Regions from separate parts of the Mus musculus genome. Here region 1 is linked to region 2. Evidence: chromatin loops called from intact Hi-C (ENCODE). Cell type or tissue: left cerebral cortex. All regions are shown on one strand. Links, peaks and the distances in the headings refer to the core of each region. The heading gives the core; the rest is flanking DNA.

Region 1 (4,386 bases), core at 322-4,321, 350 kb before region 2:
CCTCTCTGACGTGTGCCCAGTCTCCTGCCCAGGTTTCCTTGTTTCTCTTAGTTGCTGGTTTTGAAGTCAGCTGTGTGACAGTTACCAGTCAAATCTGCCACTCTGTAGCTCTCATATGGATACATCTCTGTATCCCCTCTGCCTCAGTTGCTTTATATATAAGACACAAACAGAGAAGGCCGCTCCACTCTGGGAACCAGAATTGCCCTCCAGTTTTTGCTCACACATACTTAGTTCTAAAACTCACCAGGGCCACCCTACACAAACCATAGGATGAAGGCTAAGTGCAACAGTATGCAAGGATCTCAGAATTAGGACCTGTCTCCTGCCCTCCTCCCCCCTCCAGGCCATCCCCTAGGGCTTGCAGCATGTGCAGCCCTCCAACCACGTCTGCCTGGAAGACTCCAGGTGTGCTGAAGAGAGGAGATGACTATGCATGATCAGGAATTTTATCACTTTACTGAGCTTTTAAAATGGGTAGAGATGGGTCAGACAGATGTCAAACAATATCAGACTGATGCTCTCGAATTTCCAGGGAGAATCATCTTACCTTGGGAAAGAACAAAAGTATGCACTGAATGTATTTAATTTTTTTTGATTAGAATGTATATTTCTGTTTAGAGTGTAGTTAAGCAGAGATCATGGGGCCCAAAGGATACTTTAAGCATCATTAAACATGATCTTCCCTAAGTGACGTCGATGGGAGAACGCAGGTTAGGGGAGTTCCTGCTTGGTCTGTGGCCCTTGAGAGTGTGTGAAGAACTGGAAAGTCAGCTTCTGCCTGGGTATTACCACCTGTGGGAGTGGGGTGAGGACCACGAAGACCTGCCATCTTATCTCTGGGCAAGGCTTGGCACTGCTAAAGCTGCCTGATCCCACTCACTTGATGCCTAAGTACCCGCTGCCCAACAGAAGCATCTAAATCGAGCCAAAAGGGCAACTGCCAGAACATCCTCCCAAACCGCTTCCATCCACAAGACCACATGGCCATGAAAGCCCTCTGCAGAGGGTGTGAGCCAGGGGCAGGGGTGTGGTTAACAACGCAGGCTCATCCTTTGTCCCCATGCACTTTGCATGGGCTTCTTACTTCAAGAGTTGTGTTGAGGGCCTCTTGTGACAGTGATTCTCACCAGCGCCATTCAGAGAAACCACACCCCTTCCCACCTCCAGGCCACTGTTCATCAAGTCCAGGAGCCAAGCCACAACCCCCTCCTCACTCCTGTCCTCCGTCCCATCCTCTCCTCACACACAGGTGGCTCCTGCCCATTGCCAGTGCTCAGATCGCATCTGAGAAGCCACCACACCCAACACACACGGCAGGGAAAGGCCATTGATAGTGTCATATGCCAGCCTTAAGTGCACTATTGGGGTGGGCAAATGCAACAAACTTTCCAGCAGACTTTTGTCAAGATTCTTACTTGGCTCAGTGCGGGTACTGCTCACCGTGGACGTCAAATGAGTTGTTAGACATCTGAATGAGAAGAAGCCAGGCCAATGGCTGGGCTTTAAATTCTAGTCCTGCATGCTAGTGGGTTTTCTTGCTGCTGCTGCTGCTGCTGCTGGTGGTTTGGTTTGGTTTGGTTTTTCAGTCTTAAGATACTGAATATAGCAATACTTTTTTATCAAAATGCACAAGCCATTTTCTTATGTTCTTTTTTTCAAATTTATTATTGCATGTGTGTGTGATGTAAGGGGATGGGGCCATTGAGCACGTGGGAGGTCGGAGGGCAGCTGTGCGGACCTGGTCCTCCCCTTCCACCTCTATGTGGGGTCTGAGGGGTCTTCAAGCTTATGGGCAAGCACTCTCCGTTCTGCGTCGTCTTGGCAGCCCCCACGGACCGTATCCAGTTTCATTCCCACACTCACTGGCTTCTGAGCTAACCAGAGTGACTGGCTGTGATACACTCATAAAAATCCCTGTCTCTTGTGCCTGTTTCTTCATATATAACATGAGAGCAACCTTATTTTCTCGTCACAGCCTCATGCTTGCTTTATAGGTGATAAAACTGAGGCCCAGTTAATTAATCGAAGAAAGCAACTACACTAAACTACAGAGTCAGTGGGTGTGGGGAAAGTGGACATCCCGCTGATGGCCCATCTTGCACAAGCCCTGTGCAGACAGCATGAGAGATGTGCAGTTACCAGTGTGAGGGACTGAGCTCAGGGTGCCTCCGGCCTTTGCTTTGCCAGCCTCACCCTGAGCCCCCACCCTCTTGCCCTCCTTACTGAGCAGCCTAACACTCGGGGACCTGTCTGTGTGCTCTGTCGGAAAGCTGGAAGCCTGGAAAGTCATCCGTGACTCATTTCCTGCCTCTGCATACCTTAGCAGAGCCCCGCATGGTGTGCTTCCTCTCTGCTGTTTTTCACACCACCACACCATGTGCTAACATAAGACTATTAAATGATTCAGTCTGACTGCAACCGCTTGCCACCCATTGCGGGTAACAGGAAGCATTTGGCTTGGAGAACTGTAGGAGACATGCAGCCTGGCTCTAGAAGCCAACTCTTACTAATCAAAAGAGCAAAAAGACAGCCAGAGCAAGCAGGGAAGCCAGGGAACACTACAGACAAAGAAGATGGTTGTTCTATGGTAGGAAAAGCTCATGAACATCAATGAAGATAAGCTAGCTTATCAATATGCAAGAGAAAAAAACATATAAAGAAGCCATTGATAAAGTAACAACTAATAAAATAGTGAGATTCCTATGGCCTAATTAGTAGTTGATTATACATACTAAAATAATAATAACACTCAGAACGGCCAAGTTAGTGCAGGATTGACTGTCGCTGTACACGTGAAAGGCCTTGTGATGATGGCGTGGCGTCTTCTGGTAAACCTGACTGGACTGCGCTTCTCAAGAGCCTTGGCTCACAGGCTCCGTGGGTTTCATAGGAATCCACCTGAGGAAAATGAACAGAAATTTGGTCCAATACTCATAAACTGGGGAGGTCAAATCAGCATTATTTATAATAGGAGAGCTGTGAACTTGATAAGTAACAGAAAATCTACATGGAATGTCACATAGCTTTAGGAGGCAGCATAATGATGCACGAGGTATGTGAAACCCCGGGGAAATGTCAAGGCACAGTCCACCAAAAATGATGGGGGAAGACAGTCCTGCTTCGTACAGTAGCAATGGGGAAATGCCTGGGCCTTTTCTACCTGAGAGGGCAGCCAAGGCAGGAAGGGCCTGGGGCTGAGGACAGAGTGCTGGCTGCTGTCACTCACCAACCGTGTGTCTGTAGCAGGCTCACTGGACTGGCCAGATCTCCCAGTGACCCCACATTCACTCACCTTTGCAGAGATGAGAGATACTGAGGAAAAGACTCTAAGAAGCATTGTCTGTGGCCAGAGTGTGGCACTCGAGAGAAGGGGGAAGCTTTTGGTGTGGCCAGAGCGTGGCACTCGAGAGGGGGAGCTGGTGGTGTGAGGGCTGATGCACTAAGAGCCTTACAAGCTTACCCGCAGTAGATTTATAAAATGGTATTTAATGGGTTCCTAATCTCTTTCCTTTCCACAGACAGGATGCTCTATCCCCCTCAACATCAGTGTCATAAACACAGTCCCAATCACCTAATTTACAGATGTCTCCTTACTAACATCTCCAGAGATGGCTAGAGAGTCACCCAGGCTCTTTAGGCACTACTGTCTTTAGTAAAAGGTGCTTAACTGCCCTGAAGCCGTACTATCCATCCTACCAATGAGGACAGTAACCCAAATCCCAAAGGGGCCAGGAGGGGCCATGGGACGATCAGATGGATTGATGCTGGTAAAGGATTCAGCTAGCACAACACCAGATGAAGAGCAATCAGTCAGCAGAAGGATCTGTTCGTCCTCTGCCCCTTACAGCCTTCCCAATCCCAATGCCAGAATGAGGTCTCTTCTCTCCCCGGCGTGCCCAACACAGGCCAGTGAGTGAGGCTGAGGCATTCAGGGTTGAGGGCTCTTAGCTAGCACAGCAGGCCCAGATCAGATGCAGTAATGGTGCACAGTTGTCACAGATAACCAGCCTGCTCTTGGCTACCCAAACCACCATGATTCTTACCTTGGTTCAAGTTTCAGGTATAAAGTTCAAAGTACTTTGAGAATGAGCCTGGCTTCTGAGACACACCAGAACGAGGTCGGGATGCTCTTTTGAGGGAAGTAAGATAGCACAAGGTGGGTGGACCAGGGAGAGGGAAACATGGGGCATGGACCCCAAGGGTGTGGGGATGTTGGGCTCTGAGATCATGCCCACCAAAAAGCAGGGACTGGTGTGTCTGGAATAGGCAGCAGTTGTCAAAGCAAATGGAGATGTGTGTGACACGTGAGGTCCCAGCTTGAGGGCTCCTGCTGTCACAATCCACAGAGTCACCTTCAGCCCTCCAGCTGCCTGTGGACTTCTG
Region 2 (4,376 bases), core at 1-4,000:
ATCACGCCCCTCCCCGGCTCAACAAGGAAGGTTCCACTGGCTGCCTTAGCGGGATTTGCCGGGGATCCCGCGCAGCCCCAGCGTCCCAAAGCAGAAGCAAGCACTCCTGACCCGCTGGCTGCCCCGCCTCCCCAGGCACCCGAGGCTGCAGTGTCTCCTGGCCAGCAGCGGGCAAAAGGGCACTGAGCTGAACAGCGAGGCTGGGTGCTTGGCACCCTTAGCGCTCTGAACGAAAGGCAGACGAGTGCCACAGTCTGCCCCGCGGGTGCGCAGAGACGTTTTTCCCTTAAAAGTTTTCCATTCCAAGTTTGCTCTCTTCCGACCCCAGCGGTATTTGACCACACTCCACCTGCCGGAGCGTCTCAGGGAGCTCCGACTTCCAAAGGGGAGTAACGCCCTGGGATGGAAGCCTACGACCCCTCAATTTTCCACCAGGCTGGGTTATTAGTTTTTGTTTTGTTTTGTTTCTCACCCCCTTTAAACACGGCAAAATAAAATCAACCGCTCAAAGACGCGCCAGCACTGCTTCCCAATCCCAGAGATTCTTGAACCTCTTCACCCCCTAGCGAAACTTCTTCCACCCACACTCAAGGCACCCACCCGCAATTCTGGAGTGGCTGCCGCAAGGGACCCCCCAATGAAAGACTCTGGATGAGAAAGCCAGCAGCGGTCTCGACTTACCCAGGAGTGGCAGCACGAAGTACAGAGTGGCTAGGAACATGGTGCCGCCGCGCAGCTGGTCCCCGCCCCCCCAAAATCCAAAGCCGCCACCGGATCTCGCGGAGAGAGCTCAGCGTGCAGAGATCCCCGGGCGACTGCGCTCCTCTGGCCACTCAAAGTTAAGCTCCATCCAGGGTGAGAGCAGACTCCCCGTTGCTCTGCCGCCCACCGCCGCCAGGGACTCAGCTCCGAGCGGGCGCGAGGGCGGGAGGCGGACCCGCTTTTAGGGGTTCAGTTCCGACCCAACCTGGAAGGAAGAGCGCGCTTTGAAATGAGAGCCCAGAGTGCTGAAGCCTCCAGCTCCCGCCCCTCTCCCCTCCCCCGCTCCCGCCTCGGGGGACTTCTCAACGCTACCCCCACTCGGGTCCGAGAGCAGGAGGTGCGAATTCATCTATTACGGGCACGAGGAAGCTCCGGAACCCGGGTTCTGGAGCTGGTAAGGTCCGCTAGGGCTCCCAACGTTCAAAGCTGGAGGATATCGCGCACAACCCAAGAGGCTGAACGCAAGCAAATAAATAACCATTACTTTCAGAGCAAGCGCCGGAAGCTAGCTGGCGCTGCCCGGAGTCGGAGCCTCGGTGGCGAAGGCTTCTTAGCCAACCCCGCTGGACCAAGACCCTGCTCCGGCTCCGGGAAGTTGGCCGCCCTCCCTGGCTCTCGCCCGACCACTCACTTGCTGGCTCGATCACTAGCGTTCTAGCTCTTCTGTCCCCGGCCACCGATCGCTACCCCAGTCACCGTCATCCCCTCCCCTGGACGAGCCTCTCTTCCCAGGCAGTCCGGCAAGAGGAAACTGACATCCCGCATCCCGCCTGGTACTGAAACCTGGCTTCTCCGCCCCTACTCCTACCTGCCGCTCATCCTGGGCTCCTTCCTAGACTTCAGTGCTTCACACGCACTTGCCTAGCGCCCGAACTCCTGTGCATCCACACCACTGCCCCGTGAGAGCGAGCTAGTCCACAGCATCTGCACACCCCAGCAGGTGCAGCCCCGCACCACTAGCGCCCCCCTGGCCCCAAAGTTGGAGGACGCCAGCAAAATGGAAAGGGATGGCTGGAGGGGAGGTGGCGATGGGTTCTCAAGTGGAATGAGAAAACTCTAAATGCCACGAACCTGAACCCAATTGACCGGTGTCCAGCTGCAGCGAGTAGCCAGTGTTTGTTTATTTATTCTTTGGGGTGTCCCCGCCTCCTCTTTCTCTTTCCGGCCTCACTTTCTCTGTGCTAGGTAAAAAAACGATGCCACAATCTGCTACAGCTCGGAGGACAGAGTTGGCCAGGACGATTTCCGAGCAGACCTCCCCGCCCCGGCTCGATGCCCGGTAGGGATGTCAGCGGTTATTGGAAGCGGTGGGAGGATAGCATGCCCAGATTGGTTTTGGCTAAAGGCCCCTCAGGCTGCTTCTGCTCCTGCCTCCGGGCAGCGCAGGGCCGGCTCTTCTGTGAAGCGCAGTTCCTCCGTCCGCCACAGCAGACTTACAGGCTGGCTGGCGGTGGGACCCAAGGCCAACAGGCAAGCAGGCTCAGGACCCGCAGCGCTACGCCGCCGCCGTCGCGGAGACTGCGCACCCCCACCCCCTTCAGTGCACAAGGGCTCTTTCTTTAGTGCAACACAGCAACCCATCCAGACCCTTTTGAACACAAAGTTGTTTTTTTTTCTCCACGTCATTCGCGGCTGTGACTCAAGACTTGGCAAGATTCAGACTCACTCAGACCTAAGCCCTGAGCGGCGATCCGGGATGCACCCACCCATTGATAAAATGCTTGTGCGAGCTCATGCACCTCTCTCCTCCTGGTATGACAGCGAGACAAAGCAAAGTCCACCCCAGCCCACTGCACTGAAGTCTGATCAGACCCAGCTTTAGGTAATTTTATAAGATGATTTCCATCTTTACTGTTTCAAGAGTAAATTTTTTTTCAAAAACATTTTATAAACAGAACACATCCACAGCCCTTCACCCCAACTTCAAGGATCGCTCCAGCGATGCTGCTGAACCCCGCTCTCCGTGACACCCGCTGTCCTTTAGGGGTCCAGAGATCTGTCTAGAGTATGTCCGTAGTAGTGTTTGACCGACCAGCTCGCTGCTTGGGGCTTGTGTCAGAGATCTTTTCTATGTCCAAGTTCATCATCTCTCAGGAAAACAGAGTTTGAATCGAATCTATGAGCCCAGCTGTCAAATCTGCAAACCCATCACCACAGACAATGGGCCGCCAAGGAGAACAAAAAAAGAGACGCTCTTTTTTTGATCCAGAGTGTTAATTGAAAAGGGCAAAGGCTTTAGTTTAAGGCGTAAGGGCCGGGAGAAGAGGAGGAGGGATGGGTAGCCCTCCATTCAAGTACACATCAGCCAGGCGTGCCCTTCAGCTGTGGCGGCTGTAGCATTGTTTGGAGTCCTCAAAGAGTCTGTGCCTCTGTGAGCAACCTGAACCCAGGGGACATCCCGCCAGTGCTAGCTCCTCCTTTGCCTTGCACGTGTTCCTCAGGGGCAGGTATGAAGTGTCTGAAGCCTTCGCCAGGAACCCCTCCCCCGGTGTCACATTCAATCACACCAGACTTACACAGATTTCCAGTTCAGTGTATCAGTTTACACTCCGTCGTTGAGTAAACAAAGAAAGCATATGTCACATTTTTTTTGCGACAGATGGTTCGATCCAAGGGCTACTTAAGTTCTTTCTCTAGCGATAGTCAGAAGTCTACAGGGTGGAACTACTGTGGGAGATGGAATTGAGTCTTCCAATCAGTGTCTCTGCGTACAGAAGCAGATTTCCATATTTTCACACCAAGGCAAAAATCTCCAGGAAGTGGATGTTAATGAGAAGACTTAGCTGAAGACTCCCATTGATGCTGAAAACATAAAACCCCCCTCCGTTGTCCTATTTCATAAGTGAGTGGGAATATTTTTCTCTGTCAATTCAGTGCTTTTCTTTGGGGACCACTTTGGGTGGTTGAAGAATAGTTAAGTTTCATTTAAGACACTAGCTAAGTCTATTCCAAATATTTTTTTGTTGGGAAAACACTTGGTTATTCTACTTAATCCTAGGGAGTTAGTTAAAATCTACTTTTAACAGAAAAGGAAAGACTGGTCTAAAGTTCTCTAAATGTGGAATAAAGGACTCTTTCGAAAATAGTTATGGCTTCAAGAATATTACATACCCCTTCTTCACTCTAGCCTTCAATATATGATAAATATATAAATATTTACATAATATATAATAAATATAGATATGGTGAAATTAGACCTTTGGGGTTTGGTTTGGTTTTGAGGGGTTATTAATTTTATTTTTATTTTTGTGTGTGTCCCAGTCCATGAAGGTCAGAGAGAACATCAAATCCCCTGGAGCTAGAAAGTGACAGGTTGTTTTCAGGCTCAACATGGGTGCTGGGAACCAGACTCAGGTCTTCTACAAGAGCAGTAAATAGTCTTAAGTCTTGAGCCATGCCCCCATCTTTGTTTAAAATAATTAATAATAAGGACAATAATAATAAATGCCCACTGTTTGCTACAACTGTGTTGACCAACACCAAAACTACCAGCCTCAGTGTCACTGCCATGAATTTAATTAAAATTAAGTACCAGGTAAGTGTGGTTAGTTCTCAGTGGCACCAACCAATGACTATACATGACCATGGTTACCATATCTGATAAGGCTTACAAA

The links. Peaks named below come from ENCODE experiments on the same cell type or tissue, not always from the same donor. Only the 100,000 strongest peaks of a DNase experiment are listed, where the experiment ranks them.
Region 1: a loop joins it to region 2, with 2.2 times the contacts of the local background. A loop is called at or near these places in 4 of 42 quality-filtered maps.

What each region holds. Positions count from the first base shown.
Region 1 is chr19:58,102,445-58,106,830 of GRCm38, forward strand. All of the region lies in intron 28 of Atrnl1 (attractin like 1), which reads left to right. Among named protein-coding and RNA genes, the nearest start is that of Gm50287, 4.8 kb to the left of the region's middle. In left cerebral cortex, for the core only: no CTCF peak of the experiment used is centred there; a DNase peak (open chromatin) is centred at 2,368.
Region 2 is chr19:58,453,628-58,458,003 of GRCm38, forward strand. Gfra1 (glial cell line derived neurotrophic factor family receptor alpha 1) reads right to left here and starts at 1,771. Exons shown (of 11, transcript NM_010279.3): 1 at 1,571-1,771; 2 at 682-967. The coding sequence starts at 721. It overlaps Gm41876 (a long non-coding RNA gene), which reads left to right and starts at 2,522. Exons shown (of 3, transcript XR_877966.1): 1 at 2,522-2,584. In left cerebral cortex, for the core only: CTCF peaks have their summits at 904 and 2,191; DNase peaks (open chromatin) are centred at 8, 884, 1,442, 1,734 and 2 more places; H3K4me3 peaks cover 2,914 bases; H3K27ac peaks cover 2,118 bases.